3 separate regions of the Mus musculus genome follow, and all the other regions are linked to region 3. The links are chromatin loops, found by intact Hi-C in ENCODE. Cell type or tissue: left cerebral cortex. All regions are shown on one strand.

The links. Hi-C counts contacts between places; a loop is a spot of excess contacts. Peaks named below come from ENCODE experiments on the same cell type or tissue, not always from the same donor. Only the 100,000 strongest peaks of a DNase experiment are listed, where the experiment ranks them.
Region 1: it touches region 3 in a loop (2.3-fold over the local background); 8 of 42 quality-filtered maps call a loop at or near these places.
Region 2: it touches region 3 in a loop (9-fold over the local background); 9 of 42 quality-filtered maps call a loop at or near these places.

What each region holds. Positions count from the first base shown.
Region 1 is chr15:39,216,385-39,218,884 of GRCm38, forward strand. All of the region lies in intron 1 of Rims2 (regulating synaptic membrane exocytosis 2), which reads left to right. Among named protein-coding and RNA genes, the nearest start is that of Rims2, 19 kb to the left of the region's middle. In left cerebral cortex, a CTCF peak has its summit at 1,071 (motif pointing left); a DNase peak (open chromatin) is centred at 1,082; H3K4me3 peaks cover 188 bases.
Region 2 is chr15:38,708,004-38,710,503 of GRCm38, forward strand. No RefSeq gene overlaps it. Among named protein-coding and RNA genes, the nearest start is that of Gm45924, 19 kb to the right of the region's middle. In left cerebral cortex, a CTCF peak has its summit at 1,093 (motif pointing right); DNase peaks (open chromatin) are centred at 1,430, 1,832 and 2,318; H3K4me3 peaks cover 652 bases; H3K27ac peaks cover 1,220 bases.
Region 3 is chr15:39,077,600-39,080,099 of GRCm38, forward strand. All of the region lies in intron 1 of Cthrc1 (collagen triple helix repeat containing 1), which reads left to right. Among named protein-coding and RNA genes, the nearest start is that of Cthrc1, 1.9 kb to the left of the region's middle. In left cerebral cortex, a CTCF peak has its summit at 1,149 (motif pointing left); DNase peaks (open chromatin) are centred at 114 and 1,101; H3K4me3 peaks cover 765 bases.

The DNA of each region.
Region 1 (2,500 bases), 140 kb after region 3:
CATCCAATAGCTGACTGTGAGCATCCACTTCTGTGTTTGCCAGGCACTAGGAAAGAAATCAGGAACCATAGATTTGAGCATCAGCAACAGAATACAAGAGATGGAGGAGAGAATCTCAGGTGCAGAAGATTCCATAGAGAACATGGACACAACAATCAAAGAAAATGCAAAATGCAGAAAGTATACTTTTCAAATGCCTGCCCTAAAGACTGCAGCCTACAATACAGAGCCTCAGCTGGGAAACAAGTGACTGCATAGTTTGTGAGGGGTTATTCCTTTTCTTACAGTAAAGTGTATATATATATATATATATATGTGTGTGTGTGTGTGTGTGTGTGTGTGTATATAATTTTGTTCTTTTGGAATTAGTAGCAAAGAGTGTGTTTAAATGAAAAAAGTAGTTCTGTGAGTTCAGCTTTATGACTGTGTTTAAAGTGTGATCAGATCATTTGGCAGTCATGGATGTTAGAAGTAGCTGTGAAATAAAATCCAACAAATAACCCCTAAATATTAACATACATTCATATTACCATTTATTGTGTTATATGCTAGCATAGACCATGTTTCAGAGTCCAGTTAGAATATAGAAGCTACGATAGTTCTTTGAGCAGAAAAACATTAATATAGATTATCCTGAGGCAGAGTACCCATGAATTGAAAAAAATGGACGAAGCTTTTTCCTTTGTGCCTGAGGCTGAGATTCAGACACTGTGGAGGTGTGGCTGCGGCCCACTTTGCTGTCTGGTGCTTGCCAAGCTAGGGCAAACAAAGTCGTCTGTTTTTATGAAAGGAAGTCATTTGTGGGGGCTGTTGGCCTTGGTGGATAGGCTGCCTGTGGTGCTCAAGGAACCCTTTGGGAAGCTTATTGGAATGTCAGTCAGATTTACTAAGAGCTTGCCGGTGGGAGTGCCTCCAGAATTTGCTGGAAGGAAGGCCTGTGGGGTGCTGGTGAAGCATACAAGTAGGTCTAATACTAGTGGGTATTCATTAGCTCCAGGTAGCCATGTAAACAAAAGCAACAAAGCACGGAGACATTTCTTCCTTTAATGTCATCATGGCTCCCTCTACTGTCAAATCTTAACATTGCACCCCAGGGAAAAATACAAAGCTGGGCAGAGAAGGGTAGATTTGGAACCGAGAGGCAGTGGATTTTTAATAGGCTGCCTGTCATAGACGATGCTGTCCTCAAATGCCCATATGTAGAACAGCATTGACTTACTTTTTATTCTATATGATTCTTTCTCTGGGCTACGGGGTGCGTGTGTCTATTCTGCACCATTATCATCCCCGGCATAGACTATTATGTATGCACACACTCTCTGTAATGTTGTGCATAGAGCAGTAGAGAACAGTGTTGAATCAAATTGTCTCCTTAAGTTTCTTCTCAGAAGTGCATGCATAACTTCTGCTTACATTTTGTACAAAGCATGTTTTATGATCATGCCTAGGTTAGAGTAGAAGGAATGTATCTCATCATGTGGAAGAACAAGAAATAAGTCGTGGGTTAATAGGATTGATACTGTAAAGTTTGGCAGTGTCTACGACAGTTATTTATAATTTATCCTTAAAAATCTTGTCTGGGTTTGACGTTTTTACAAGATCAGCAAAAATTGGTATTGACATAAAAATGGTATGCTTAACTTCTGGATCAGTAAATTTTAATTGCAGTAAGTGTAGCTATTTGCATAAAACAGTGTGGACCAGAACACACTTAAGGAGCAGGAAAAGTTTTTTGAAGGCTAGATACAAATTAAACTTTGTTTAAAAATTTGCATTAACTTTAGCTTACACAAGATATATGAGATATGAAATCTTTTAGTCTTTGTGTGTGTATTTAATGTGTGTGTGCATATTTCTTTATGTGTGTGGGTGTGACATGCATTCATGTGGAGGTCAGAGGACAGCATCCAGTATTCACCTGCTCCTTCCACCTTGACACAGGCTCTTAGTTTTTAGAAAGCTTTGTAAGACAGACTAGCTGTTTCTCAAGCATCCGGAAATTCTCCTGTCCCCATCTTTGATCCCGACGTAGGAGCACTGGACTACACTTGCTGTGGGCTACTATGTCTGGCTTTCTGTGGATTCGGGGAGATGTGGATTTATGTCCTCATGTTTGCATAGTAAGCACTTTACTCTCTGAGCTACTGAGCTGCTCTTCCCAGCCCTGGAACAGGAAATCTTTTGATACTGAAGAAGAGTTTTCATTTTTGGCCAGTTGTGGGTAGAAGATAAAAAAATAAATAAAAATGAGATGCTTTGACTAGAGTTTCAGCACCATCATAACATTTCGTTGTGAAAAAATTAAATAAGCTCTACAAAAATCTACAAAATGTTAAAAACAAAAGCTGTGATCTCTAAACTGAAATCCTAATGCCAAGGTCCTCTAGGATTCATGTCAAATTGGACATTCGAAGTGCAAAGGTGCACAGACCATAGTCCTGTGACTGTCAGTAGACAGGACAGCAGCCTCCAATTAAACACACTCATTTTTCTCCAGCAA
Region 2 (2,500 bases), 370 kb before region 3:
GGAGACATTCCTGTCTCTTTTCTTTAGAAATATGAAAAGGTCCAAAATATGGTTCCCCCTTCAGTTCACAGACCCCTTTGAGCCTTTCCTTGTGGATGAAGATGTCTCTGTCCTGGTTCATCCTGAGGAGAGGGAAGGCAGAAGCTCATGTTAGGAATACTGGTGATCATCTGGAAAGCAATGAGGCTTCGGGAAGGCAAATGAGACCTCGGGCCACCCTAAAGCTGATGCGGGATGCCAGGCACTGCCAGGACACACGTTAGGAGAGACACATCTTAGAAGAGAGGTTGGGCTGACCTGTGGGGAGGCAGAAGTCTCTCAGAAGAGGGTTCCAGGCCACAGATGTTCAGGAGGAGAAAGCGCTGCCCTTGCACCCTTCTATGGGCAATGTAGGAGTGCCGGTCTGAAATCTGGAAGCTGATTGGAGCAGTCCCATCTCTGCCCCACCTTTGCCAGAGTCTGGGGCCTAGATCCAACCCCTGCGTCCACTTCTGAAGGATGGAGGCTGGGTGTAGCTTTCAGCCATCACCTCAAAGCATAGTGGATAGGGAAAGGAGCTGTCTGTCACGGATCGTTCTGTGTTAGCCACGTGCCAAGGCTTCCTCAGATATTGCCCCATAGAGGCCAGTGAGAGGGTTCTCAGCCCCTGTGAGGAGGACCACAGCTCTGACGTGGAAGCTTGCCCTGTGCCTCCTTCTTCCAAAAGCATGCCCTGTTCTCACCGGCTTTTAACCTTGGAGAGGCAGGTGACCCTACGTTCTCAGGGGAGAGGCAGGTGTCCCCACGTTCTCAGGGGAGAGGCAGGTGTCCCCACGATCTCAGGGGAGAGGCAGGTGTCCCCACGTTCTCAGGGGGAGAGGCAGGTGTCCCCAAGTTCTCAGGGGAGAGGCAGGTGTCCCCAAGTTCTCAGGGGAGAGGCAGGTGTCCCCACGTTCTCAGGGCTGTGCTTAGTAGATGTATTAACCAATTCTCTGAGCCTCACAGACCCTTCTAGAAGGGGCTCAAGAGTTTGCAAATTGAATGAATCAAGCGCAAACTCCACAACAACAAACTAAAAATCAAAACCCAGACAGGTCAGACTATCCAAACAGTAGGGGGCTCTATTCACTCATACGATAAAAGAAAAAAAATTTTTTTTTTCCAGTAAAGATTTGCTATGCCAACATGATTCTAAAAACTGCTCAAAAATAGAATACCATATTTTAAATTTAACATATATTTAAATAATTATTAAAACTTAAATAATTTATTTTTGGAGGGGAAAAAAAAAAAAACCTGCCTAGGCCTGAGAGTGTAACTCAGTGGCTTCAGACCCAGGACTCTCCTGCACAAAAGCCATTACAGAAAAGTCTTCAAAAGTGAGACCAGACCCAGCATTCACAGTATCTGACCAGGGTCAGCCACTGCCAGGCACGAGACTGGGGGGTAATTATCCTAAATTCACAGTAGCAGCTGTGACCTTTGCAGAGGGTTTGGTAAATGTCACCCTACACTGAGTGCTTTGGTCATCATCTCATTTAATCCTCAGAACAGCCCCGTGGTGATAATGGTGGCTGGAAACTGAGAACCTAGTCAGCTCTTCCCCATGCCCTATCTCCCCCCACGCCCAATGGCGCGCCTATCAGTCTTCCTCCAGTCTGTCTGGCTCCAAAGTTGAGACCTTAACCACCCGTCCCTACCACCTCACCATGTGGCAAATTACTTTTCCTTCTGGACTCTCAGTGGTGGTCTGGAAAGCAGCCAAGCGTTTGTAGGAAAGCTCTCGGTCTGAACTTGGAGGAGCTGGGAGTGATTATTACTCGTGATCTGAAAACAAGAAAAAAGGTCTGGGGGCGGGGCACTCTAGTTTGTTCTGAAGTCTGCGGTTGAGTGAAGGCAACCCAGTCATTTCAGCAGAGTGCTATGTTACCACTGATGGGATTTCGGGGAGAGATCCTTATTTCAGACTCCAGGTCTTTACCCCTCTGTTATAGTTCAGAGCAAGGCTGAGAGGGAGGGAACTTAGATTCTACGCCTGGCTTCTTTTCTTAGATGAATGAGGTCTTCTTCAGCCTCCTCGAATCTTCGTGCAAAGTTCAGGTTATTTGCTTGGCCTCCGTCAGAACTCATATAGGACAGGTCTGGTGTTGCACTGGTGGGCAGGGCAGCACCGTATGGGCGTGGCAGTGCAGACGCAGGGCTTTCTGTGGAGACCAGCATTTTCCTCAGAGCGGAGCAGCAGGCAGGCCCCGCAGAGAGGAAAGCTCTGCAGAGGGATATTTTTGAGACTGATGCAGAATCCTAAGTAGTGACGTCCCAGTGACTCAGCTGGTGGGTGGAAGTGATTTTCAATAATGACAGTATCACCATGTCCCTCCTCCCACAGTGTCTCACATCACCAAAGACGTGCGCAATAGCCCTGACCCCACTGACTCAGCTACTGAGCACCGCAGGAAGAGAATAAAGGGAACAGGGGCGGGCGGGCGCCTCACAGGCTGTCCCTCTGAACCGTGCAAACCAT
Region 3 (2,500 bases):
AACGTGTCCTTTGTGAGGACCAGTGGCCACGGTCTGGCCACGTCTGCCTGGAGGAGAGGCTAACAACCCCCACAAAGCATTTGTTCAGCTAACTTGAAGATTATGAATCACTTTGTGTCATCTCCCTGGGAAATATGAACTGCAGTTTACTCCTTAGAGGACCACAGCTTGAGCCAGGAGTGGTCAGAGGCTTTGAAGCTGAAGGGGAAAAATGAAGGCCCCACTAGGAGCCCTTCCAAGGACCCATTTTGCCTGATCTGTTTAAAACAGATGAGCAGTCAGGTCTTAACCAGTCAGGAACACTGTACTCAAGCTAAGGGGAAGGAAAGCGCTCCCAGGAAAGCAAATATCCCAAGGGCTTTCTGAGAGGCTAATCTGTGGGAAAGTCTGTTTGCTTAAAACCTTTCCCTCTAAAAGTCAATAAACCTAGTGGAGGGCAGAGAGTTTGTCTGTCCCACTCAAAAGCCAGCCATCGATAGATTTGTAGTCTTTGGCACATCATAAACTTCTGTCCTTAAACCAAGCTATATGGTTGTCAGGCACTGCGATACATAAAGGACAGGGGACATTTACTTATTTTATTATTATTATTTTTTTTTTAGATTTGAATTTCTTCCACTGACATTCTAAGTTGAGCTAATAAACCAAGCTCCTTGACAGCTAGTTCTAAACTGATTCAAAAGCACTGGGGGAAAATCCCTGCTGTTTCACGCAGCAGTGGTAGGGTTTTGTTGTTTTATGCTCTGATATATAATTTTCCTCCACAAAAGCATACTGTGTTGGAGCTACAGTTCTATTTTGAGTGCCTAAGTTGTTAAAAAAAAAAAAAGTGCCACATGAATGTGGCTCGTGTGCAGTTTGCGTATTATGAATGTGTAGTTAAGATACATAAAATAGTCATTTCCCCATAAAGCTAGCATTTTCCCCCTCTAAGGATTATACAGTACCACAACTCTACCCCAACTTGGAAAAGCATACTGTGCTGCCAGGCTCAGGTGCATCCTGTAGATTGGATTTGGTTCTGGTGTCAGAAAAAGTCCACACAGTCATTAGGAAGGTTTCCACAGATTCTATAAAGCGACTTTGTATAGGCGCTTTCAAAGCGTGTCTTTCACGCTCCCACTGAATTCTGCCCCCTGGTGGCCAACACAGGAAATGGGGCGTTGGGTGAGGGAATTTGAGCTTCCATTCACATGTTTTCATTTTGTTGACTTTCACTAATGATTCTAAATACCTATTGGAACTAGCATTTTAAGTTAAGAAAAGACAAACATACTCTATGTAGCATCTTTCCTGAGAGGAATTTAGAAATTATCAAATCATACTAGAGGAATTTACAACAATAAATGAAATGTTAAAGTAAAAAATTTAATTGGAATTCATTGTGTTTTGAAAAGTCTAACATCATCCCTGTTTCTATGTGAACTAATACAAGGATAAGTGCAGGAATTGATAAGCAACGCTCAAAATATTTCCACTGTAGCTCAATGGTAGAGTACTTGCCTGATATGTGTAAGGTTCTAAGTTCAAGCCTCATTGATGTAATGTGAACATGCGTGCTCTCTCTCTCTCTCTCTCTCTCTCTCTCTCTCTCTGTGTGTGTGTGTGTGTGTGTGTGTGTGTGTGTGTTTTGAGGTGTGGTCCCATGTATCCCAGACTAGGCACAAATTTGCTGTTTTGACAGGATCCTAAACTCTGGGTCCCTGCCTCTGCTTCCCAGGGGAAAGGGATTACAGGCACACGTGTGCTACCAACTGTTAACTTCATGGCAAGAATGCTTATTATCATCTTCATTTTATTCATAAGGAAATGGGCACTGAAATGCTGAGTAAATGGCCTGGTCTCATACATCTAAGACGGGATGAGTCTAGTATTTAAAAAAAAAAAAAAAAAAAAGGTTCTAGAATCCACGCCTTTAAATTCTACAGCACACAGAAAGAAACAACAGAACAGAGAACACTAGCGCTTACAGATGGTTTGCTAGATTATTACACACCTGCTGAGGACAGGGGATCACGTGAAACTAACTGGGCCACAGACTCCTCTTGAGGAAGACAGAATGGACTGGAGAAGTTCTACCCACTGCACTTTCCTCTGCATAAAAATGGGAAGAGCAGAGGAGGTGCACATACAACTTAGAGATGCTGTGATACAAGACAGCTACTGACTGCTAAAGTTTTATTTCACAATTATTTCCCTAGCAATTAATCTTAGGGAAATCACTCAAAAGGAAAAAAATCTATATGGCCAAGTATTCTCATTATATTAATATTTATAACAAAAAAGAGAAATAACCAAAAACAAGCATTAAAAATCTTGTATAGTAATGTAAAAGTTCCAAGAACCAAGTCCCTTGATAAAATATGGGATTATGGGCCTGGCAGTGGTGGTGCATGCCTTTCTTTAATCCTAGCACTTGAGAAGCAGAGAGAGTTCTGGGACAGCCAGGGGTACAAGGAGAAACCCTGTCTCTTAAAAACAAAACAAAACAAAACAAAAC